Regions from separate parts of the Homo sapiens genome. Here regions 2, 3, 4, 5 and 6 are each linked to region 1. A link is an interaction called in ENCODE POLR2A ChIA-PET data of the cell type or tissue named here. Cell type or tissue: MCF 10A. All regions are shown on one strand.

The links. Peaks named below come from ENCODE experiments on the same cell type or tissue, not always from the same donor. Only the 100,000 strongest peaks of a DNase experiment are listed, where the experiment ranks them.
Region 2: POLR2A ChIA-PET joins it to region 1 with 12 read pairs; 2 of 35 experiments call an interaction of 5 or more read pairs at or near these places.
Region 3: POLR2A ChIA-PET joins it to region 1 with 33 read pairs; 4 of 35 experiments call an interaction of 5 or more read pairs at or near these places.
Region 4: POLR2A ChIA-PET joins it to region 1 with 13 read pairs; 3 of 35 experiments call an interaction of 5 or more read pairs at or near these places.
Region 5: POLR2A ChIA-PET joins it to region 1 with 13 read pairs; 6 of 35 experiments call an interaction of 5 or more read pairs at or near these places.
Region 6: POLR2A ChIA-PET joins it to region 1 with 11 read pairs; 2 of 35 experiments call an interaction of 5 or more read pairs at or near these places.

Annotation. Positions count from the first base shown.
Region 1 is chr2:172,194,914-172,198,913 of GRCh38, forward strand. No RefSeq gene overlaps it. Among named protein-coding and RNA genes, the nearest start is that of DLX2-DT, 94 kb to the left of the region's middle. In MCF 10A, no CTCF peak of the experiment used is centred here; DNase peaks (open chromatin) are centred at 1,108 and 2,098.
Region 2 is chr2:172,440,386-172,444,385 of GRCh38, forward strand. The region is part of intron 1 of ITGA6 (integrin subunit alpha 6); the gene reads left to right. Among named protein-coding and RNA genes, the nearest start is that of ITGA6, 15 kb to the left of the region's middle. In MCF 10A, no CTCF peak of the experiment used is centred here; DNase peaks (open chromatin) are centred at 1,816 and 2,376.
Region 3 is chr2:172,459,089-172,463,088 of GRCh38, forward strand. All of the region lies in intron 1 of ITGA6 (integrin subunit alpha 6), which reads left to right. Among named protein-coding and RNA genes, the nearest start is that of ITGA6-AS1, 4.9 kb to the right of the region's middle. In MCF 10A, a CTCF peak has its summit at 3,122 (motif pointing left); DNase peaks (open chromatin) are centred at 1,823 and 3,103.
Region 4 is chr2:172,429,227-172,433,226 of GRCh38, forward strand. The region is part of intron 1 of ITGA6 (integrin subunit alpha 6); the gene reads left to right. Among named protein-coding and RNA genes, the nearest start is that of ITGA6, 3.6 kb to the left of the region's middle. RefSeq lists an enhancer at 1,097-2,296. In MCF 10A, a CTCF peak has its summit at 237 (motif pointing right); DNase peaks (open chromatin) are centred at 355 and 1,655.
Region 5 is chr2:172,247,244-172,251,243 of GRCh38, forward strand. LOC107985960 (a long non-coding RNA gene) reads left to right here and starts at 3,183. Exons shown (of 6, transcript XR_001739773.3): 1 at 3,183-4,000. In MCF 10A, no CTCF peak of the experiment used is centred here; DNase peaks (open chromatin) are centred at 1,848 and 2,908.
Region 6 is chr2:172,446,505-172,450,504 of GRCh38, forward strand. All of the region lies in intron 1 of ITGA6 (integrin subunit alpha 6), which reads left to right. Among named protein-coding and RNA genes, the nearest start is that of ITGA6-AS1, 18 kb to the right of the region's middle. In MCF 10A, no CTCF peak of the experiment used is centred here; DNase peaks (open chromatin) are centred at 1,527 and 3,867.

The DNA.
Region 1 (4,000 bases):
TGGGGATAGAGGAATGAGACTAAGGCAAGTCAAAATGCCACAAAGCTTGCTGTTGTTACTGAGGTTTAACCATTTTCTTTCTTTTCTTTTCCTTTTTTTTTTTATGAGATGGAGTCTCACTCTGTCGCTCAGGCTGGAATACAGTGGTGCGATCTCGGCTCACTGCAACCTCTGCCTCCTGGGTTCATACAATTCTTCTCCCTCAGCCTCCCAAGTAGCTGGGACTACAGGTGCATGCCACCACACCCGGCTAATTTTTGTATTTTTAGTAGAGATGGGGTTTCACCATATTGGCCAGGCTGGTCTTGAACTCCTGACCTCATGATCCACCCGCCTCAGCTTCCCAAAGTGCTGGGATTACAGGTGTGAGCCACCACGCCTGGCCTTAATCATTTTCTTAAATAAATACTCCCCAGATTATTGCAAGCCTTTGGTTAATTACCAGGTTCTGAAAAAGTTGGTTTTGACAATTTTTGGTGTTCTTATGGTATTTATATAGAGGGGAAGATTTCCAGAGGTCCTTGCTCTGTCATTTCTGCTGATGTTACTGCCTCCATTGCTTCTTGAAATTTGTTTGTTGACAGGAAGTCAGATAGTAATTTGATTCTTGTTAATTTTAGGTACTTTGTTTTTAGGCATTATGAACTTTTACCATAATATGTCCAGGTTGGTCCTTTCATTCAAGGACACGTGCATTTCCTCAGCTATAGGAAATTTTCTTCTATCATTTCTTTAGTGAGTTCCTCTCTTAGATTCTCTTTCTTCTGGATGTACCCTCCATGTTTTTGTCATACGTTTAATCTCTTTATCCTGTTATTTTTTCTGGAGGAGTTTCTCTACTCTACCTCTTTGCTAAGTCTATCTTATGCTGTGTCTATCTGCTGGTCAGCCCACCTGCTGGGTTTTGATGACTTTCATTTTTGAAGGTTAGTTCTTTTCTTAGTTGTAATTCATCCTCTCTGTCACAGTAAGGGTTTTCTTCAAATCTTTCCTGGTTTATGATTGTGTATTCCTTTCTGATTTGAGAGGCCCAGAAGGTGTGTCTGAGAATGCACTGCGTCTGGCAGTAGGGCAGGACATGGGGCCGGGCAGGTGAGTCAGTGGAGTCTTCTGGACAAGATGCTTCCCCTCCTTCTGGGTGAGGCCAACCACCAGAAACATTGCTCTCTTTCTCTGTGCAAACACTGGGTATGGACGCCTCTGGGGCTTGCTGTGCCTACTGTTTGGCATGCATGTGCATGTGTGTGTGTGTGCATGTGTTTGTGTTTGTGTGCATGTGTGTTTGTGTGCGTGTGAATGAGAGCACCTGCCTGACGGTCCTACTGTGATGTCCCACCAGCTCTGATCGTGGCCCAGAACCACCCTGGTCTGCACAAGCTCCCAATATCCTCTTCATCTGATTTAAGGAGTCATCCCCACTCCATGCAACTGCCTCTCCTGGATGTGATTTGTATTCATTACTCTGATTTGATCTGTCTTCTGTCTTTCAGGAATGGCTCATTATTTCTGGCTAGATGCTGCCTTTCTTTATTTACCTTCACTGTTTCCAATTCACTTATTTAAAATTATTTTCTGTCATTTCTAGTGACTTGGTGTGGGGGAGTGTGGGCTGTGGCGTGTCTTCAGTCACCCTTCTTTATTCACCCTTCTCAGGTGATTTTGTCAAAGTCATTTGAGATTTTCCTGTGGACTATGAATTCAGAGAAACTACTCATTGATAATCAGAGGAGGAGATAACTTTTGCCCCCAATATCTTTGTAAATGTTGAGAATTTCAAACCTGAAGGCAGAGAAAGCATGGCTTTGGGCCATCCACTTCACTAAAATGCAAACGTTCCTTATCCATAGTTAAGGGCTACTTTCCCTCGGAAGCTTCTCTCTTGACTGCCGACTACCTCGTTGCTGGAGAACTTCAGTGGCCTAACCTAAGACGGCCCCTTCTTGGCTGAGGGCCACTGTTTTAAAGCTTTGCAATTTTAGGGAGCGGTCTGGGTGGAGTCTTGTAACTGCACCCCGAAACATTTCCCACGCACTGGCTGCGTTGATGGCTGTTGGTGTCTGCGGTTCTCTGTTTCGGCCCGTGAAGGCAGAAGCATTGCTTGTGTTGAGAAAGCCCTGACTCACCCCGCAGCCTCTGGCTGTGGTTTGCTCACACGTGTTTCTAGACCTCTGGGGCTGGCATTTTTTGTGAATTATTTCAAGTTCATTCCTGTTCCTCGGGCTCACCTCTGTGCAAGTGCTTGCTTGCCCTGCATGCCTAAAATGGCAGAAGGACCTCAACTCCACCTGATAACTTGTCAGTGATTGTTTGTTCTAGGCTTTTCCAGCACTACTGCATTATCATCTCCATGTTTGTGCAACGTAATCATAAAGATACGTTGTACTTCTCTGGAACTTTCCCCTGAGGAACTTTTGAACATCTAAAGACGATAGTTTTGTAATCCTTGTAATTTTCCAGTCTGAGGTAAATGTTTCTTTGTTAATTTTTAAGGAAATGACTATGACTTTGATGATAGCACCCTGAGCTTTTAATTTTACCGTAAAACAGAAGAACTCTGTATCCTGAGCCTGTGTAGAAATGAGGCATATCATACTTATAGGCGTGTGGATATGTGTACAGACATCTTTCACTTAATGATATTTTGGCAAAGTTGACTACAGGCTATTTGTCATAAAACTTATTCTATTTCCTGCAATACTTTTTTATATGAAATTAAAGATATATTTTTCCAGAAGAAAAACTTCTAACAGAAAATATCCAGATTTTGTGAGGCAGGACTAAGGAGAGAGTTTAGCTCTATGGTGTCTAAAATGGTAGTTCTTGTTTTTGTTTTTATTTTTATTTTTATTTTGAGATGGCGTTTCGCTCTTGTTGCCCAGGCTGGAGTGCAGTGGCGTGATTTCAGCTTACTGCAACCTCTGTCTCCTAGATTCAAGTGATTCTCCTGCCTCAGCCTCCCACGTAGCTGGGATTACAGGCACCCACCACCATGCCCGGCCACTTTTGTATCTTTAATAGAGATGGGGTTTCACCATGTTGGTCAGGCTGGTCTTGAACTCCTGACCTCAAGTGATCTGCCCACCTCGGCCTCCCAAAGTGCTAGGATTACAGGTGTGAGCCATGGGACCAGGCCTAGAATGGTAGTTCTTAGCCATGTCTGCGCACTAGAATCACTTGGAAAACTTTCTGAAAAATACTGGTGCTTGCAATCTTTAAAGACTAGGAGCAGACCAGTGCTGCCTGGGGCTGGGGTGAGGATGGGGGCTAACTACACATTGGCACTAGGAGACTTGTTGGGGAGAAGGGAAGGTTCTACATATTCTAGATTGTGCTGCTGATTATACAACTATATATCTTAATAAAAAATCATTACACTTACAAGGGTGAATTTTATGGTATGCAAATTATATCTTAATAAAACTCTTAAAAAAGCCGGCCTAGGTGTCACTTCAGAGTAATTAAGTCAGAATCTCTAGAGGTAGAACCTTGGCAACTTTTTCAAAAGTTTCCTAAGTGCAGCCTGGGGAGGAATAACCACTGGCCTAAAACCTTGTTTGCCTCAGTAAGACAATCCTGCCCTAAGGCCAAGAACCTTCCAGACAAATACTACTTAGTAACGCAATTTGGGTTTTCTGAGTATCCCTTAGAGTAATTAAGGCTCCTAAGACTTAGATATGAAGATGGCTGATGCATCTGGCCTACAGTTCTATGGTGAAAATATAAGCAAATGACTGGATGAGTTATTGTAATTTTTTCTGGGGAAACGCCCCTCCTCACGTGCCTGGTGATTATCTGCCTAGTCAGGGCCAGGACGAGGGTAAGGCAAGTGAAACACTCACTTTAGGCACAAAATTTAAGGGGGATACCAAAAAAACTCAATAAATGAGATAAATACTATTGTAGGGCAATCAAAATTGGTAAAAAAAAAATATTGATGATGAACAGAATATCAACATATTAAATAAAGGCAGGATCCTTCTAGTCTCCCCAAGAAGGTGTG
Region 2 (4,000 bases), 250 kb after region 1:
AAAAAATTGTGGTAAAATATACATAACATAAAATTTATTTTAACCATTTTAAAGTGTATGATTCAGTATTGTTAAGTATATTCACATCATTTCTTGCCCGGAAATGATGTTGTTTCATATTATGAGGCCATAAAGTATTGATAAGCTAAACAAACTTTAACTCAATATATGATTGTGCTGTATCATTTAGTACTATATTCTAATGTGTATTAGTGGCAATGAAATTTAAAGTTTAACATATTTATGGTACAAGTTGAAATTTAGTCTCTTAGCTTATTATGTGTTTTTCCAATCCGGTTAAGGACTGCTATGAGTTGAATTCAGCAGTTGTATACCTGGCACCAACAGCCTTTGAGAAACCAAGTAATTTAAGTTTTTAATTGAGTAACAGAAAATTGCAACTAATAAAATGCCTGGCTATATTAGCTTATTTGTCATTTATATGTTGTTAGTACTCCTTAACTCTTGGTAGCTTTAAGATGAAACCAAGAGTGGTTTCAGTTGCATTCTGTGTTCTGATTGAAGCTGAGGCTTGATTTGTGGCTTGAAGTTTGAAAGGAAGTGCCTGTTTGTTCAGGGAACACCAATTGGACTAACAGCTGTCCTCTGTATTAAGGCCATCTTTAGCTTGTCTTGCAAATACTTTCCTTGTTCACTAATCCCTTCTCCCCACCCTGCTTCCTTTAGACCCATGTTAATCTATTACCTGGGAGCAGCTCTAGATTCTTGAGTTGGTAATGACTAATTTCTCCGTTGCTCTCATCCTGTTGAGTTTAATAGGCTCTCTTTTTTCTTACTGATGTTTTCATGATGAGATTTCTAATAAGTTATTTGGGAGCTATCAGAATAGAAACTAATAAATATTATCTATCTATTAGCTGTCAGAATAAAAGCTTACTGAGGGTCCTGAACTGTGAGGCCACTGAAGGCAGGGGTTTGGGTCTGATTTATCTGTGTTTGCCTAGAGCTTTAACAGAGCCTGACACTTGTAACTCTTAAAAATATGCTTTAAAATAAATCTAAACTCAGGCATGGTGGCTCATGCCAGTGATCCCAGCACTTTGGAAGGCTGAGGTGGGAGGAAGGCCTGAGCCTAGGAACTCAAGGTGAGAGTGAGCTATGATTGTGTCACTGCACTCCAGCCTGGGTAACAGAGTGGAGACGCTGTCTCTTTAAAAAAAAAAAAAAAAAAAAAAAAAAAAAAAAAAAATCAAACCTCAGTGCATAAGACACAGGTGTTTTCATCTGTGAACGAGAGTAGACACATTCTAGTAATACCCAATGTTTTTGTGAATTTCTTTACAATTGAAACTATTTTCCACTTGTAGAAGTTGGGAAGGAACTTGGGGAATGGCCTGGAAAGGTAGACCACCATCCTCATTTCATAGAACAAGAAATGGAGACCTAGGATTTGTCATAGTCCTGCAGCCAGCTACAGACAGAGCTGTGCCTACAATTCCCTTCTTGTCCTGAGTTGTTTCTGCTTCATTTCCCACTAGAACCCCATCCCGCCCTCACCCCTAAGCAGAGGTCCAGCTAGCTAATGTGTCTGTTTTTATAAAATGCCACCAGAAGCTTAAGTACGTCGGTTCGTGTCCCATCAAACTTGTCCAGATCTCTTTCTCATCATAGAGAGGTACCATCCTGAGTTGCTCAGATGATAAACATTTCTCCATTAGAAACTAGGCTCGGATTTGCCTGTGGCCACAAATCCAGAAGCAGCTGTGTGTTCCCCATGTTTCTCACCAACCCCTGCGTCATGTTTCTGAATAAGGAGTCCTGGTTACCGCCACACCCCTCATTCATTGCTTTAGATTAGATGAAAGGCGAGGTGCCTGACTCAGGCCACTGACTCACTCTGCTTGGGTGAACCCAGCTCCTCCCGGTAGGAAGTGATTGCCCCAGGCAGGTTGAGGAGTGCCCACAGCATCCAGGACTAAAGCATTTGGACCCTGCAGCTATTTATAAACAGCACTTTACAGTGCTTTCAGTCTGAATATTGGGACTCCCCTAGAAAGGACAGATTCAGTCCTTTCTGAAAGGAGGATAGACGAAGGGTGAGGAGTTCTTGTTGGATGTATTTTCATAGCTGAAAGGTTCCCCTGAATGCTGTCAGTGCCATGGATGTTCATAGGGAAGGTTAGAGTTCCTGTCTCTGATGTCATTCATTTTATGCTGCAGCTCACTTGACTGTGGGACTCCCTAGGAAAGCTTATCTACCTTTTCAGCTGTTGCACCTCTTTTCTTCCATGTAGTTTGCCCTCTGCCTTACATTCACTCTTCATTGTAATGCCCCAGTTGCCAGCACAGTGCCTGGCGCACAGTAGGTACGTGTTTGTGAGCTTGCTTTACTGATGTGTTGTCATGCCTCTGGAACGGGCTGTAAAAATCAATCTTTGACTCTTTGCCAGCAACTGCCCACATAAAGAGAGCATGTGTGAGCTTGTTTTATGCAATTACAAGGTTTGCTTCATGACTTGTGGGCGCTGATTTTTTTTTTTTAACCTCACTATCTCCATCATTTTCTCTGCAAGATTTTCAGTGACCCTCGTGTCCATGGACTGACCTCCATTTTTAAAATTTCATTTTTAATTTATTTTTGAATAGGTAGTACAGTCACATGGTACAAATATTAAAACTACAAAGATGGAATGAAAGTCAGCCTCCCACCCTTGATCTCTGGGCATCCTATTCTTCCTGGAGGCAACCATTGTTTTACCAGCTTACTGTGAATCTTTCAGAGCTACCTATACATTTACAAGCAAATATGTACATAGATTTTTTTTACCCATTTGCCATGTAGATTCTTTTGCACCTTGCTCTTTTTCTCTTGGTATGTTTTAATGCCTGTTCAATCTTGTAAATAAAGAGCTTCCTTATTATTTTTAATCTCTGCATAATACTCAGTTTCGAGGATGAACTATGATTTATTTAACCAGTCTGGGTATTCAGATAATTTCTAATCCTTCGCCGTTAAAAGCAGTGCTGCAGTGAAGAACTTTATGCTTCCCTCATTTCACCTTAAATGAATTAATTTAAGGTGAATTAATTAATTCCTAGTGCAGAGTGGCCTGGCCGGCGTTGTTGTTTTAATGGTCACGGCTGATTCTGGAGGAGTGGCTGCCCTCATTCCTTTCTATCCTAACCATCTGATAGGACCACAGGCTACGCTATCAGTGGGTTTAGTAGAGTCTTTTCAACAATCGAGTTTCCAGCCTTATGCCCAAGCTGTTGGATCCCTGAAGGCTTCAATGTTTGTGTCCTAGCTGTACTTTATGCTTGTTAAAATGTATGTGTTAAAATTAGAATGGCTTGTTGGAATGTGTAAGATTGCGTATAGTGTTTCATGTTTTATCACTGTGTTGAGTTTACAAAGTTACTTGATGTTATTTCTTTTTTCTTTTTTGAGGCAGGGTCTCACGCTTTCGCCCAGGCTGGAGTACGAGTGGTGCACTCACGGGTTACTGCAGCCTCAACCTCCTGGGCTCAGGTGATCCTCCCGCCTCGGCCTCCCGAGTACCTGGGACTACTGGCATGCACTACCACGCCTGGCTAATCTTTGTATTTTTTGTAAATATGAGGTTTCACCATGTTGTTCAGGCTGGTCTCAAATTCCTGGGCTCAAGTGATCCTCCCACCTTGGCCCCCAAAGTTCTGGGATTACAGGAGTGAGCCACCATGCCTGGCCCATCGTTTCATTTGATCCTTGCAACACCCTATGAGAATATTTAGATAGAACGATTTCACAGATAATCCATAGTGATACTCAGCTAACGGGTGGTACTGCCAAGACTTGAACCCACCATTCTTGTAACTTCCTTGATATCTCTAATTATGGTTTTGGTCTGCCAGTTTGTTATGGAGCAGAAAAGAAGATGTAAGCTTTCTGGAGGTAGTAGCTGCTACAGGCATACACTATATTATCTCAGCAATAGCAAGTCCAAGTAGGACTGATTCAGTATACACAAAGAAGTATTAGTTGCTAAAATATTGAAATAAC
Region 3 (4,000 bases), 260 kb after region 1:
AATGAAACGATCCACACACAATAAAAAGAGTTTCCAGGAAATTCATGTCCTAAGTCTGTGGAGTGAAAGAGGTCCCACATAGGCTCACCATCATGCTGTTGAGAATGCCTTGGGTAAAGTAGAGAACGTGGTGGAGCACGGTGGTTCACGCACTTTGGGAGACTGAGGTAGCTGGGGCCTCAAGGTAGGCGGATCCCTTGAGGCCAGGAGTTCAAGACCAGCCTGGTCAACATGGCAAAACCCCATCTCTAATAAAAGTACAAAAAGTAGCCAGGCGTGATGGCACATGCCTGTAATCCCAGCTACTTGGGTGGCTGAGGCATGAGAAGCACTTGAACCCGGGAGGCAAAGGTTGCAGTAGGTAGAGATCATGCCACTGCACTCCAGCCTGGGCAACAGAGAGAGACTGTCTCAAAAAAAAGAAGTTACCCTTTTGAGAGTCAGACTAACACCAGAATTTCCACTGGCAACACTGGATACTAGAATTAATTACAGCAGTGCCATCAAGGTTCTGAAGAAAATGTTTTTCAACCTGGAGTTTTACACCCAAACTATCAAGAGTGAGAGCAGCATAAAGACATTTTTGTATATGCAGAGTCACACTCAGTTTACCTGTCATATGCTATTAGGACAGTATTTAAGAAAGTAATTCAAACAAGGGGGAACATCAGATCCCAGATCAAATCCAGTTACCCCAGGATAGCCATGAAGGGCTGTTCCAGCATGATCCTGTGTAGCAGGCCCGGCAGAACATCAGGTCTACATTGCTGCAGAAAGGTCCAGGGGCTCTGAGAAGGGAGTGTGAGCCAAGATGAGATCCTGATTTAACGCGGGTATGGCTTGGGAGCTTAGAGAAGATTGAGGCTTGGATAAAGGTGAACAATAGAAGAAAAAAGAAAGGCAATGAGAAAAGCCAAGGAAAGCAAGAGTCATGGTCCAAATGTGAAGTACACAAAGCAATTGATAGAATGTAAGAATAGCAAGTCTGTTTGACCTTAATGCTAGGAACAGTTTCTTTTGAGGCTGAGGGCTTCTGATACTGCTCCCAGACAGAAAAAGGAAAATCAGAATACAGTTTGGTTCAGCACTGAGTAATACTTATTTGGCTATGTAAAAGAATAGATGACTGAATTGTGGTTAAAAGTCAAAATGTAAGTGGTAATAGGTCCTGTAAGTGTAAAGGTGTAGCTGGTAGATAGCAAGACATGGAGAAACTAAGAGGAAAGTTTGGAAGGAAGAATCCAAATGCTCATAGCTTTGTCTCACTAACTAGGGAATCAAGATTTCTGTCAAAAGTTGAAGGGAAAATAGAGGTTTAAATCTTTAAAACTCAGAGTAGCAAATAGAGGAACTAAATCTAGTTATTAAACATAGGATGGGAGGTGGCAGTTTGTTCTTTCCTTTTCATATTATGGGGCCAACAGTTATTGCCTAAAGCTGATAAATCAATACATATATAATAATCCAGAATTATGGAGAAGTAAATCCAGAATGAAAAGTAAGAGGTTTGTCCGGAGTGTGGGGCTTGGGATGAGTTTGGAATCTGTTGCTTTCTACCGTTAAGTCTTTTATTTTTTGATTTCCTATCATTTGTACTTATTACTTTAGCAAAAATTAAATTCTGAGTTTGAAAATGGGTTAAATGTAAAGGTGACACAATTGCCACATAATGCTACTTTCTAACTTTTTAGGTCTTAATTTGGACAAACTAAGCAGGCTGTGTTTTAAATTAAGCAATAATAGTGTTCTTGTTCTAATGGTGCAATATTTCATGTTTCCTCTGACCAGCTTGCATAGCTAGGGGCAGAATCTTTAATCCTTGAGGAAATGAATTATTGCCAAAGACAGTGAAGCAAAGCTGCCATTGTTCTTGGAGTTTTAAAAGTGTCCCAGTGTTTAGAACTTTTGATTTGAAGTATTTATGCAAAAGTATACCAGCTCTCTTTGGGGGAGAACTTGAATATATGAAACGGATGTGGCTTACTTGAAGAATTTTGAAATAACCTTGTGTTCATAGCATGATAGTGAGTCCTGAGTCTCTGTGCCCAGAGCTCTGATTAGACTCCAAAGACCTGAATTTATATCATATTCCCAGTTACTGTTATACTTATATCGTTAGATTTTTACATTCCATTTTAGTATCTCAGTGTTTATTTCTTATCGTTAAAGATGATTTTGTGGTTTTGAGTTTTGCCTTTTAAGTGTGGGTTTCTGATATGCTGAAATCCCAAGGCAGTTTTTATTTCGGTGCAGCTTTAAAATTCAGTGGAGGTCATTGTCCACTGGCCGGTTTTGAAATGATCTTAGTTCACACCCAGATTCTTGCCCTTTGTTTAGTTTTTCTTGCCTTGACCGCATATGGGAATAGACCTCTCAGGCTCTGCTCTGTTAATTTCTATCACCTCCCTACAAAGGCCCTAACTCATATCCCTTGGTCCCTGTGGCTCTGAAGGTCGAGTTGTCACATAGCTCTTTCCTCCTTCAAACGTACTGGGATGGTCAGTAATGAGTGCTGCAGCTGCCCTGGTCCTAGGAGTTGCTGTGAGCATCCTGGTAGTGCCCAGAGAGTACCTGCTTTTCACACTGAACCATCTGGGTGGCCTGGGCCCAGTTTTTGGCATTTAAGGGCCTTGGAGGGAAAGGGAAGAAAGCTGGAATTTGAGCATAAATTGGATTTTGTGTGGGCTGAGGGTCCTCCTAGGTGTAGACTGTCCCTCCTGGACCTGTACCCACTCTGCTAGCTCAGGAGCCAACCATGTCCTGAACAGCTTAGACCAGCACCCAGACCCTAAATGACCTAGATTAGGAAGTAGATAGGTTGTTCTCTGCTGTCATTGTTTGGACACAGCTCTATTTACCTTATTTATTGTTCCTGCTAGGCACAGCCTCAGCTAATGGGCTGTGATCTCCTGCCTTTAAGGCTGGTTCCAGGCGAATTAAGAGCCTTTGCTTGTTTCCCAAACCAGGGAGGGCAGCTTTACCTTGAGGATGAAGGCGCCTCCAGTTGCTGAATGTGGTTGGGGTTACTGTGTTCTCTCATCAAGGTGTAGCTTTACCTTACCTTTCGGTGATGGGTTCTGCCACCTTATCGCGGTGGGTCCCAGGAGACCGGGCGCAACTGGAGCAGGGGCGCCCTCTGCTGCTGGGTGTCAGCTCTTCCTCCCACGGCTGCCCAGGGGATTTGCAAGGGGCGGTGGAACACTCCTGCTTCCTCCATCCCCTGTGGGACCACCTGAGGTGGAGGAAGGACAGTGCCAGGACCATGTGCAGGCTGAGCTCGCCCAGAGGCGGTGCAACAGCTAACGTTATTCTCTGTGGGTACATTTCTCTTGTCGTTTGCAGGTCTCTTTTCGAATCTGTTGTCCTTTTTCCCCAAACCAGCCTGCTGCCCCCATCCTGCCATGTGGTCTGCTGTCATCTGCAGTAGCCGCCGCATGTAAGACACGAGGACCTCTTCTGCAAGAGCTTGGTGTGGGCATTTGTGAAATTTTGTCACCACAGCCCCTGTAACCAGCCAACAAATTCGAGTTAAATGCCTATTCTTTGTCCCACACGTATTAGTTACAGAGAGTGGAGAACAAGTGGCAGATAGAGGCTGAGGGAAGCCAACCCACTCTGAGGGACTGGGCATGTAAATGGGACAACCTCCACAGCTTTTTAAACCACAGGACACCCAAAAGCAGCTGTACCCTGCAGGACACAGCAGGCTACAGAAGCCTGGGGTTCAGAGGGTCTCTGACCCTTCGTCCTTTAGCGCTGCTGACCAGGCTGCTGATCCTCGACCCCTTCTTGTCACCCATTGTGTCCCTCTTCTCCCTTTTCTCTGGCTCCTTCCCTTGCAGCCTTTGCATATGCTGTGTTCCTTACCTGGCCACCTCCAGTCCCGCTGTCATCTCTTAGTGACATCCTCCCTTCCTCTCCAGCAGGTGCTGGTGCCCACAGCACTCTGTACCATCCTCTCATTGCCTCTAGCTCCCTGTGGTTTCATGACCTCATGACC
Region 4 (4,000 bases), 230 kb after region 1:
GGGGTGGGGAGGCTCTAGGAGGGTGGTCTGAGGCTATATGCCTGGCCAGCTGCTTATACTCTGCTTTCTCTCAGAAATAATTGTTGTTAAGCTGTAAATCTGAAATGAAAGGTTCCTGTTAACTCAGTTAATAGATGACGTTTATTGTCTCGGAATACTTGGTGTGTAGAATTTGAGCTTGTTAGTGCAGAAATGATTGTGGGCCAGCAGAGGGAATTCATTCTCCTGGGCATTCTCTCTCTGCACCAGAGCCCCACTGAAACCGGTGGCTTCCTTGAAATACTTGTTCAAGCAAAAAGTGTGAAGGGAAAGTACTGGGACAAGAAATATCCTGGCAGTGGAGATTTGCGAAACGTGACTTTGCCAGGAATCTGTGTCGTGAAGGTTAGCAGCATGCTTGCTAAAACTTGTTACTGCTGCTGGGCTTCTCTGGTATTAGAGCTGAGGCAACTCCTCCCGAGGTAAGGATAAGCCTGCAATGGGGTCTGATGCCTTCTAGGAAAGCTCTTCTTAGCAGCTGACAGAGGGGAGAGGCCCCGTATAAGGAGACTGTATGTTTCCTAGAGTCCAAAGGCAGTGACCACACTTTAAAGAGGCTGTGGTTTATGTCACGTGCTGCCCACCTCCATGCTTTTGTAAAGCTTTATTCCAGCTTCAGGAATAGCATTGGTCTTCCCAGGAGAACCAGCACACACAGGCCATAGCACAGGTCAGTTGTCAACCTTTGACAGTAAAGAATGTGGGTGTAAATGGCAGAGCCAGTAAGACTGAGAAAACTTCTGGACCAGCTTCCTAAACTCTATGGAAAAACTCAGTGGGGGTCTTTCAGGGACCTGGTGGGAGAGAGACCTAAGCTGAGATTCCTTCTCGGCCTTTTATTAGCAGCTGTTAATTTACTTTGAGCTTTAATTTCTTTATCTGTAAAATGGAGATATTACTGCTTACTGGGGTTATTATGAGGATTAAGAGATAATATGCAAAGTGCTTAATGCCTGTCTGGCATGGGTACTTGCTGACTAAATGGTAGCTGTTAATGATCATTTAAAAAGCAGTAATTGTGTACCTACTGTGTGTCAGGTACCTTACAAGGTGTCTTAAACATTCTGTGATTCTAAGATTGCCTGAGAGTAAAGCCAAAGGTGGTTGTTTTTGGGTAATGATATTTTAAACTCAGTCATATTTATGAAACCCATGTTCAAAGCAACTTAACTTTAATAGGTCTTAATTAGACTTATAACAAAAGTGAGTTTAATGAACAGAGGACTTTGAGGAAGGAGAAGTAAAATATCAGATGCATGGGACGGTCAGATAAAAGCACGATCATAGAAGACCTATCATAAATGTTTGTAGTTCAAATTTTCTATAGTGCCTTTAACTATTCAGTCACATTTTAAACTCCAGTTATGACTTTTGCAGAATAATATTGTGTCAGAGAGCCCCAAAACATGTCGGGTGTTCCTAAAGCTTTGGAGACTATAAAATTGAAGTAGATACCATAAACTTCATCCAGGTTTTCAGGCTGTATATTAAAGAAGTTTCGGACTCCAAAAGATTACTCAATGGTCAGCCAAGTTGGTCCGCCGAGTGACTGAGGTCAGGGTCTGAGCACCTTGGACTCTTTAATTTCTCTTAGGTAGTTAAGATTGAGTCATTCCCAGAGGTGGAAGGTATGTGATGATGACTGTGGGTATATCCAGCCTATGAATCATCACTCTTAGCTCTTCTGGGAAGAGATGGATCTATATATGATCACAGGGAAGAACCTAGAAGAAGGAGATCTATAAGAGATAGTCTCATGAAGTCATTTTGGATTTCTGCCAACCCTCATTTTCTTCTTTATGGGGTCTCTCTCTCTGACCACCACTGTCTTCCAGAAATGCTCCAGGCCCGCGGTCTGTTCTGTTCTGACCCTTACTAGGTTTGTTCTTGACTTTTCTCAGACTTGTCATGTTCCATCTCTTAAAATCATATTTTCTGAACTAGAGATCATCTAGTCCAACTGCCTCTTTTTACAGATGAAGAAACTGAAGCTGAAAGTTCAGCTTGAGCAGAATCTTAACAGAATGTGGATTTGAATCTCTGACCCATGCTCATGCCATTTTTAAATGGAAAAGCCAGAAATGTTCTTCAGACCTAGAGAAATCGGCAAGCATCTGAATTTTGGAAGTGTACTATATTGTGTTGATTTATCAAACTGCTTCCCATATGCATAGGTCAGGGCTATCTATTTAAATATTGGTGCCTGGACTCTTACTATTGACTCTATTCCAGCTGGCCTTGGAACAAGTTCTGGGTCCGTCCTTCTTTGCCTGCCTCCACCCCATTCCCTTCTGAAAAAGCCCAGTGAAGTGTGGCTGTAGCTAGCCAAGAATCAGAGCTGTATTCAGGATGTGTACCTAAGCACTTGCTTCCTTGCATTTATTCACTCGGAGTGCCATGTGGCCCAGGGCCATCTTCCAGGGATTGCTGGGTCACCTTGAATGCTAAGAGTAGAGAAAAAGCCAAAACGGGCAGCGAGACTTACAGGAAGTCTTAGGACTCTGCAAGAAAGCAGAAATAGGCAAGTTTAATTTTAACACAGGCTGGTGTGAGACCAAGTAATGACAGGGTTGGGGAAAAAAAGGGTCAAAGTATTTATATGGTATAAATAATTTGTTGGGGAAGTCAGGATAAATGCTTATATAAAAGGATTCCTTTATTATAAAGAAGTGGTTATTCTGTGTTCTCAGTTATATAGACTCTCTTAGCATAACAATATATTGAGATTTAATTTAAGCTTTCATAACCAAATAGTACCAGAATTATGGCGCATGGTTTCCTGAAGACCTCGGCTCAACATATTACTGTGGACAGTGAGGCCAGTGAATTATTTGGTATTTTCAAGAGGGACAGTGAGACAAAACAGAAAATACTGTTGTAAGCTTAGATGACAGGGTCAATTGTGCCTGAAACACTGATTTAGTGCTGAATCAGCCCATTTTAAGAATATAATCATAGCTTAAGAACCAGTTTAAAATTTCCCCATCCTACACTAAAGCAATGTCTTTAACTCCTTTGGATGTCTGTAGCACATTGTGTCTGACAATTCTGATGTTTTGTGCTAAACTGTGATCCACTATCTTTAGGACATGATCTAATCTCTCCCAACTGGATTGTAGGTTATGTGAGGGCAGGGGTCTTACATTCATTTCTTTGCCTGCTAGCACCTAGCATATGCCTTGCAAATACAATAGAGACTGATATTATACACTCAGTTTAACCTGTGACATCAACTCTTCCTGCTGAGGGTGGAGAGAGGGAGAAATCCCTTTCTTTAACCCTTTGCCCTTCCTTGCTCAGGCCTTGGTGTCTTCTGCCTCTGAGGAAACGGAATCTGTAAGCTTAGCAAAGAAACGCACAAGACGTTAATTCTTGGTTTTTGATTTTTCAAAGGCGGGGGGTTCCAGCTAAGGGATTTTCATGAGTGTTTGTAAATTTCACCTGGCTTTTGCCCTAAAGGCAGACTTTAGAACCTAACCCCAGAAATACAGGCTGACCTACACTGCAGTGGGTACTCGGGACTTGCTGAGGTGGTTGGTTGTTATGAGGCTGGACAGAGAAGGATGACTGTGGAATAGAGATCTTTCTGAAAGCAACTTGACAGGGGTGTGGGGGTCAAATGGAAGTGTGCAGTACACGTGTGAAGTCACTTGTGAATTGATAGCGGCAGGTTTATTTCTTCAAGGATAGTAAGGGAATCTTGGATATATTTAACTCTTTCGGTAGGATGGTGGGAAGGCTGCTTACCTGCTCCGGGGGTGAGCCTAGGAGCCATAGCATGGGATCTGGGGATCTGTGTAGCACCCCCGCTGGCTCCTGGGAGGATGGTAAAGATTACGTACTGCAGCAGTGGGAAGTGGACGTAGTCTCAGCCCCCGGTGCCCATCTTCCCTTTCTGGGCTTGGGTACAACTCTGGAATCAAATAACTTTATATCTGGAAGGAAGCTTAGGGGTTCTGAA
Region 5 (4,000 bases), 52 kb after region 1:
AGGCCCAGCCAGGGCTGACGTCCTCTGAGCAGCTTCTGTAACTACTCCAGTGGAAAGTGTTCTTCTCTTCCTCCATATTAGGATGGTACCTAACTCTATATGAGCTGTCACAGCATGAACCTTGAGTCATTTCTCACATTCTTTTCTTAAGCCATCACCTGTACCTTGTGTTTGTAGCCTGCGATTGCCAGGCCACAGCCATCAGGGCTTTTGTGGAAAGGGGACAATGAGTATCATATTTCTTAGGCTCCTGCTGAGGCAGGTCCCTCTACCTCCCTTGAGGTCACCCTTGTTTCCGAGAGTCCCTGGGGTGGCTCGTGTGTGGCCTGCGCAGGGTCCCCTTCCTTCTGCCCTGACTCTGGCTGGTGGTGGGGGCTCCTCCTGAGGCCCCCCTGCTCCCAGAGCTCTGGGAACTTGCTGCCCAGATGGCTGTCCAAGCCCAGTTGCACCAGGGCCACACTGAGCTGAGGCCGCTTTGCCTGTTCTACTCACGCTGCAGCAGTCCCTCGGCAGGCTGACCCAAGTTGGCCTCTCAGCTGGGTCGGGGGGAACCCCTGATCTTCACCTCTATTTTGTTCTTTGTTTCATGGGTTCAGAGCAGTGAGACTTGGCTCCCAATGGCTTACAAATTTTTAGGCCAACCACTCTTTCCATCTTATTTGGTGTTCCTAGAATGCAGCTGGGAGTCCAGGGCACTGTATCCTCTGATTCCAGGTCTCAGTCACTGATCCAGGTTATGGCCTGACTCTCTTTCTCTTTGGGAGGACTCTTTCCTAGGAGACCTATTGGTAATAATATGCTGGGGGCAGGCACTGGCTATAGGCTTTGCCCCTTGACCTTACAGAAACCTTTGTATAACCTTATGAAGTCGATAGAAGGATGAAGCACTAGACTGGGGATCAGGAAGCCTGGAAGCCCTCTGGTGGCTTTCCAGTTGCTGTTGTTTTTAGTTTAATATATTACTTTCTTTAACTGAAATCATTCAAGAAGCCCAGCATGTAAAACAAATATGGCTGGAGCTGCTCTGGATGCAAACAGGGTCAATGTGAGGAGTCCTACAACTCAGCCACCCTTTCCCTGGGCAGCTGGGCCCTGAGTTTTTTCTGGGGAAGGATAGCCAAAACACAGCTCCCAGAGCACCCAGTCTCACCCAGAACACAGGTGAGCTTCCGGGTACATCAGAGGTACATTTCCCACCCAGAAGGGATGCAAGTTCATTTTCACACAGGCCAAAAAGAAACCCAGTTTTATCTGGTGGTGATTTATTCTTTCTCTCCCTAGCCACTTCTCTTGAGCCGAGTCTCCAGCCTCTGTGGGTTTAATCTCTTACTAATCCTCCACCTCCCCTCCAGCATCTTTAGCTGACACTCTTTCCTCCTGGCAGATGATCACCACAGGCCTTTAAGGGATGGTAAAATGAGCCAGGAAATAATCAGAGGCCCCAAGGCTGCTTTAGGTGATGTTTGTTGGGTCTCACCCCCACTTCCTCGGAGCTTCAGGTTTTCCATTCAAGCTCATGGATGCCACACCCGGGGCATTCCAGCTGAGCTCTTTGTAGCTAGCTGAGCCAGAGTTTGTAGACAGCTGGAGAAAAAAATGTGCTGAAGAAGCAAGACCTCCATGCTGTCATCCTGTTGGGACTCACCCCAATAGCCTCAGCCGGCTCTAGCTTTAGTGGGTGCTGAGATGGTCTGCCCTGAGCAGTGAAAAATGTCAGGGGAGTGAGCAACAACAAAAGCCTGCATCCTTTCTCTCACTCCATCCTGGAGTTGAGAATGACTGCAGAATGAGCAACTATCCAGGATACAGGATATACTTGTCAAAGTGAGAAAGGTACCTACAGGCCATTTGGAATGACTCATGAGATTCCTACCTGATAAAGGAATGTCTCAGCCCTTCCTGGATATGTATTAGGGGATGCTTAACTCTAGAAAACCCTCCTCAAATGCCACAGATGGCAAACTCCAGGCTGTGTGTGTTTTCCAAGTAGGGAAAACCAAGGATATAGAAGGCGAGCTGCATTCTAAAATGATACTGAGACACATGTTTTCAAGTGCAGATTCTGGATTAAAATGGTATTAAATGAAATAAGCAGGAGGCTATTGGCTTGAGGCTGAGTCTGTACTTTGAGTCTTTAATTAACAAACTGCAACCTAGTTTAGTAAGTAAACAAATTGGAAGTCTAATAGGAGCATAACAGTGGAGTCTCAGCCAATCACAAGCAGCCATGCTTTAGCCAATCACAGGAAGCTGATTGATCAGACCATGTCCAAACAAGACAAATGCTGAGATGTAACCAATAAAGCTCTTTCTGTCCTTTACTTCCTGTTCTGTTTATAAATACTGCCCACACTGCAGAGTGAATTTCTCTGAATCTCTTCTAGTTAAGTGCTGCCCAATTCATGAATCATTCTTTGCTTCCAAAAACTGTTAAATTTAATTTATCAAAAGCTTTTCTTTTAAAAATGTCTGTTGGCCGGGCGCAGTGGCTCGTGCCTGTAATCTCAGCAGTTTGGGAGGCTGAGGTGGGCGGATCATGAGGTCAGGAGATCAAGACCATCCTGGCCAACATGGTGAAACCCCGTCTCTACTAAAAATACAAAAAAATTAGCCACATGTGGTGGCACACACCTGTAGTCCCAAATACTCAGGAGGCTGAGGCAGGAGAATTGCTTGAACCTGGGAGGTGGAGGCTGCAGTGAGCTGAGATCATGCCACTGCACTGCAGCCTGGTGACAGAGTGAGACTCTGTCTCAACAACAACAACAACAACAACAACAAAAAGCTGTTGACTCTGGGGAGACTGTTCTTAGAGTGTGGCCACTTGCCTGCTCTTCCTGAAACTCCATGACTGATGATTCTTTTCATGGCCCCTCCTTGGCTGGAAGCTCTGGGCCCCTGATGAGTAACCATAAGTCACATTTCCATAGCAGTTTGTGGTTCTGGAAGCACTTTCTCATATTTACTGGGCAGTGTTAAGTGCAGATAATGGAGATCACTTAAGTAGTTTAAGCAGAAAAGGACTGATATAAGGAATTAGGTACTTACAACATGGCTGGAAGGGCTGGAGGAGGCTTCAGCATGGACCTCCAGGATGATTCCCACAGCTGTGTTCCAGAACTGGCCTGCCATTACAGCATCTGCCTATGCCACAATCAGGAAGCCACTGCCAGAAATGTTGGGTCCAAGAATGCATTACCTTTGTTTTGAGTTGGAGATCAGTGCTGTTGGCTCCATAGCCATGTGACTGTAGCTCTGATCTATACTAGCAGAATGCATACTTCATCCCTGCCCCTCTCCCTTCTCAGCTATCTACATTTCAGCCCTGTTCAAGGATATTTGATTGGTAGAACCCAAACCACCTAGGAGACGTAGTTGCAAGGGAGTATGGAAACTAGGTTTTAGCTTACTAGTCTCTTCGGTACAGGAAGGTACACTAGAAAGTTGGAATAGACATACATTCTGCATCTGCCATCCCATATACCTCATTTAATATTTGCAGAAAATCTAGAGAGTGACAGGAGAGGTGTTAGCCTCATTCAGCACATGAATAAACAGGGGAGTAATGAGGCTAGAAGAGAATGGCAGGGAGACAGAAAGACCCGGACTGTTGCTTTGAGCAAATAATATTCGTGTTGGGGGTTGAAGAGTATTAGGGGTTAAACTAGATGAAGGGCTGAGCAGGAACGATATTCTAGGCAGGAGGAATGCATGCGCGTAAAGGTGCTGAGACTGGAGGGAACATGATACAATCACGGAACTGAAAGACAAAGGGGGCGTGACTGTAGAGGGGGCAAAGTGGCTGCAAAATGAGGCTAGAGAAGCACCAGAGACAGACAGGCAAGCACCAGAGAGAGACAGGCAAGCACCAGAGAGAGAAAGGCAAGCCCCATTAAGAATTTCGTCTTTTTCCTAGAGCAATGGGAAGGCATTCAAAGGTTTATAGATGGGAAAGGTGTGTGGGACTTGATCATGTTTGCACTACAGGGTCACTGGCTGT
Region 6 (4,000 bases), 250 kb after region 1:
ATTTACTAAGCATCTACTATGTGCCGAGCACTGTGCAAAGGTCAGGGATGGAAATGGTGAGCTCACAATCCAAGTGTGTACAGTTTCCTAGACTTGGTTTCTTGAAAGGAAAACTCACTAGAGATTGGACTCCAAATCACAAATGTCATTTGGCAACTGATAAGTCGGGTATCTGGTAATTCAGAAGCACAGGAAATGATTAAATGCCACATTTGACAAGATCTGGCAGCTGCCTTGTGAAACTGAAAGAACAGGATTGCCTGGAGACAATTATCAGAACTTGGACTTTCATTTTTCCTTGCTGCAGTAGACAGTGTTTTATTGTGGCTCTTTAAGAGATGTCTTAGTGGTATGAATTGCTTGGTCAGCTGAAAACTTTTCACCTAATTTAATTTTATTTTTAATTTTTTTGAGACAGAGTCTCACTCTGTTGCCCAGGCTGGAGTGCAGTGGCGCAATCTTGGCTTAGTGCAACCTCCACCACCCAGGTCCAAGCGATTCTTGTGCCTTGGCCTCTGAAGTAGCTGGGATTACAGGTGTGCACCACCGTGCCCGGCTAATTTTTGTATTTTTAGTAGAGATGGGGTTTCGCCATGTGGGCCAGGTTGGTCTCAAACTCCTGACCTCAAGTGATCTCCCTGCCTGAGCCTCCCAAAGTGCTGGGATTATAGGTGTGAGGCACCACGCCTAGCCAAATTTTATTTTTATTTTTATTTATTTATTTTTTATTTTGTGAGATGGAGTCTCACTCTGTCGTCCAGACTGGAGTGCAGTGGTGTGATCTCCGCCTCCCAGGTTCAAGCTATTCTCATGCCTCAGCCTCCCAAGTAGCTGGGATTGCAGGCGTCCACCACTATGCCCAGCTAATTTTTGTATTTTTAGTAGAGACGAGGTTTTACCATGTTGACTAGGCTGGCCTCGAACTCCTGATCTCAAGTGATTCGCCCATCTCAGCCTACCAAAGTGCTACGATTACAGGTGTGAGTCACCACACCCAGCCCCAATTTTATTTTAAAATGAGCTAGTTATATATTTATTTCTGTACTTACAAATTTCTGTTGAAGTGGAATTCTTGATCATTTTAAATGCAGGCCAGTTGCTTTTGTGATTTTTATGTTGTTGCTAATGTTATTCTTTTTTCCTTGAGGTTATTGAAATTCTTATGTTGGGAGGTAAGAAGCAAGTGTTGGTGGACCAAGGTCACACCAAAAATAGATCCTAGGGATAGAACCAGAATTCCAGAATTCTTTTCCTGTCTCCTCCTCCATTTTCCTGATCTGACCGCTCTTATTAGCATATTCCCTTTAAATAGTTGAAATTGAGGGTTGTGATTTCACATTTTTTCCCCCGGTACGTGGTAAAGACTTTGAGCTGAAGGAGTTGAAAGTTGTGGATGTTAAAAACACGTTCTGCTTTGGATGTTCCTTTACTGCATGAGCTCCCTTGCTCTTAATGAGACACACCCATAGTAAAGTCCAGACACTCAGTCTGGACTTAACTGAGTCAGGTTAAGAACTAGAACCCTCAGGCGCAAATGTCACATGAGCATCATATTCACTAGAAAATGGGTTTAGTTCTAGCATGCTCTTTCAAGGAGGCAGGAAAGAAGGCATCTTGTGAAATTTTGGGAAGGCCAGGATAAAATTGCTGGTCTTGTGCTCCAGTTAAAGGTAACAGGTATTCTTTGCCTTTAATTTTGCCTTTAGCACAGATCTCAAAGTACTTAATAGACGTTAATTATAACTGACCATGCTCTTGTAATAGATTTTTTTTAATGAGTAAACTGGGGTGTAGTGATGTCATCAAATCAAGCAGAAAGGAGACTCTTGGAGTAGTGGTTTAGAGCAAGATCTGGGAGCCCAGGAGTGCTAGGCACAACTCCTGGTTTGTCACTTACCAGCTGTGTGACCTTGGACAAGTTACTTGTCTTCTCAATTTGTGTCCACATTTGTAAAATGGGTAATGGCAATAGTGTCTCTTATATTATTGTCTCTTATAGTGTCTCATGTTATTAGGCAGAGTACCTAATATGAGAGCATAGGAGATGATAGCTGTTGGGGCATTATTAATAATAGCTTGTTTGCCTCCTTTGAAAGTAGGCTATGTTTGTGATTTCTTAGAAGGTTATTAGAAATCTAGTCTTTTGAATGTGGAGTTGTAGTTTATAGTCAAAAGAGAGCCTCAGCCTTTTAACCAACTTTCTGTGTAAACATGAAAATTCCGGGCTGGATTTGTTCCACTGTGAATTTTAGCTCACACTTGCCCAACTGGATTATCCAGTAAGTATAATTTAAAAATAGGGTTTGGTTTTTCTTCTCCAAACACCCTTAAGGTTACAAAAAAAAGCAGGATCTGCTTCCTGCCCTCAAGGAGTTTATAGCCTAGTAAAGTGAAATTGGGAGAAGTACTTGCCCTTGGAGATGATGAAACTTGAGTTAGGGGTCTTGAAGGCAAAATCGTAGGTAAGGCCTGGAGCTGGAGCTTGGTAATTGACAGTGTTTATGGGGTTGGGGGCAAGGTGGCAGGAAAATGTGAGCACAGGCGTCAAAGTCCTTGTGTGCCTGGGAAGTGAAAGGAGGAGGGGCAGCTCCTGGTGGATGGCCAGGGTGTGGCTAGATGGAGGAGGAGGGCTCCCAATTGTGGTGGGAAGAATGCTGCACAGTGGGAAGGGCACTGGGCTGGAAGCCCTACCCATGTCAGGGAATGTCTGGGCCTCAGATTTTTATTTTCTAGAATGAAGATACTTACCCCCCAATTGCTGAGATATTTGAATAAAAGTATATGTGAAGGATTTTGTAATTATAGAATGTCCTACAAATATGAGTAGTTCGTTTGCTACTTTTTTGGCGAAGAAAAATATTGGGATGCATGAATAATATCTACCTAAGGTACCTAAGGTTGTATTCATCCCATTTATTGAATGCCAAGGATATACCAGCTACTGCTCCAGATGTTGTATTCAGGGAACAGAAGAAGAGTCCCTGTGCCCATGGAGCTAACAGCATTCTAGGGGAGGAAAGATGGGACAGCTGACTTTCACGATCTCAGGTACTGATGAAGATTGTGAAGATTATTACATCAGGTGAATGTAGGGGTGATTTAGAGAAAGCTGGTAGCTAGGCTGTTCAAGGAAGGGCCTCTGTGAGAAAGGGGATGGTTGGCTGGGTGTGGTGGTTCACGCCTATAATCCCAGCACTTTGGGAGGTTGGGAGTTTGAGACCAGCCTGACCAGCATGGAGAAACCCCGTCTCTACTAAAAATACAAAATTAGCCCGGCATGGTGGCACATGCCTGTAATCCAGGCTACCTGGGAGGCTGAGGCGGGAGAATTGCTTGAACCCGGGAGGCAGAGGTTGTAGTGAGCCGAAATCATGCCACTGCACTCCAGCCTGGGCAATGAGAGTGAAACTTCCTCTCCAAAAAAAAAAAAAAAAAAAAAGAGAGAGAAGAGGATGGTGGAGTTAGCCCTGAGGAATGTGAAGGATGCAACCAGCGAAGATCTGAGTCAAGAGTGTTCGGAACCAAAGGAAGCGACTGCGGTTACTCTGAGATGGAAATGAGGCTGCTATGTTCAAAGGACAGAAACGGAGTCAGTGTGGCAGGAGTGCACACCTTAGAGGGTGCAGCTGGAGAGGCAGAGAAAGGGCCACTCACCATGGGCCTTGTAGAATGTGGCAGGAATTCAAATTTCATTCCATTGCCCATCGGAACCCACTGGAGGGCTGTAAGCAGAGGAATGATGTGATATGACCTGAGATGTGCAAAGAACAGCAGTTGCAAAGAACAGATGTGGAGGACGGGCTCGGGTGGAACAAGAGTAGAAGCAAACCAGTTAGAATGATACTATAGTTGTTCAGGTATGATGTGATGGTGACTCAGGCCTTTGTTTTAGGAGTTTGCAGGAGCTCAGAGCAGACAGTGAAAGTGGCCACCTTGAAGCAAAACACAAATGAAAGGGTTGATCACAAACTGGATTAAAGTTGGCAGTGAGAATACTGGA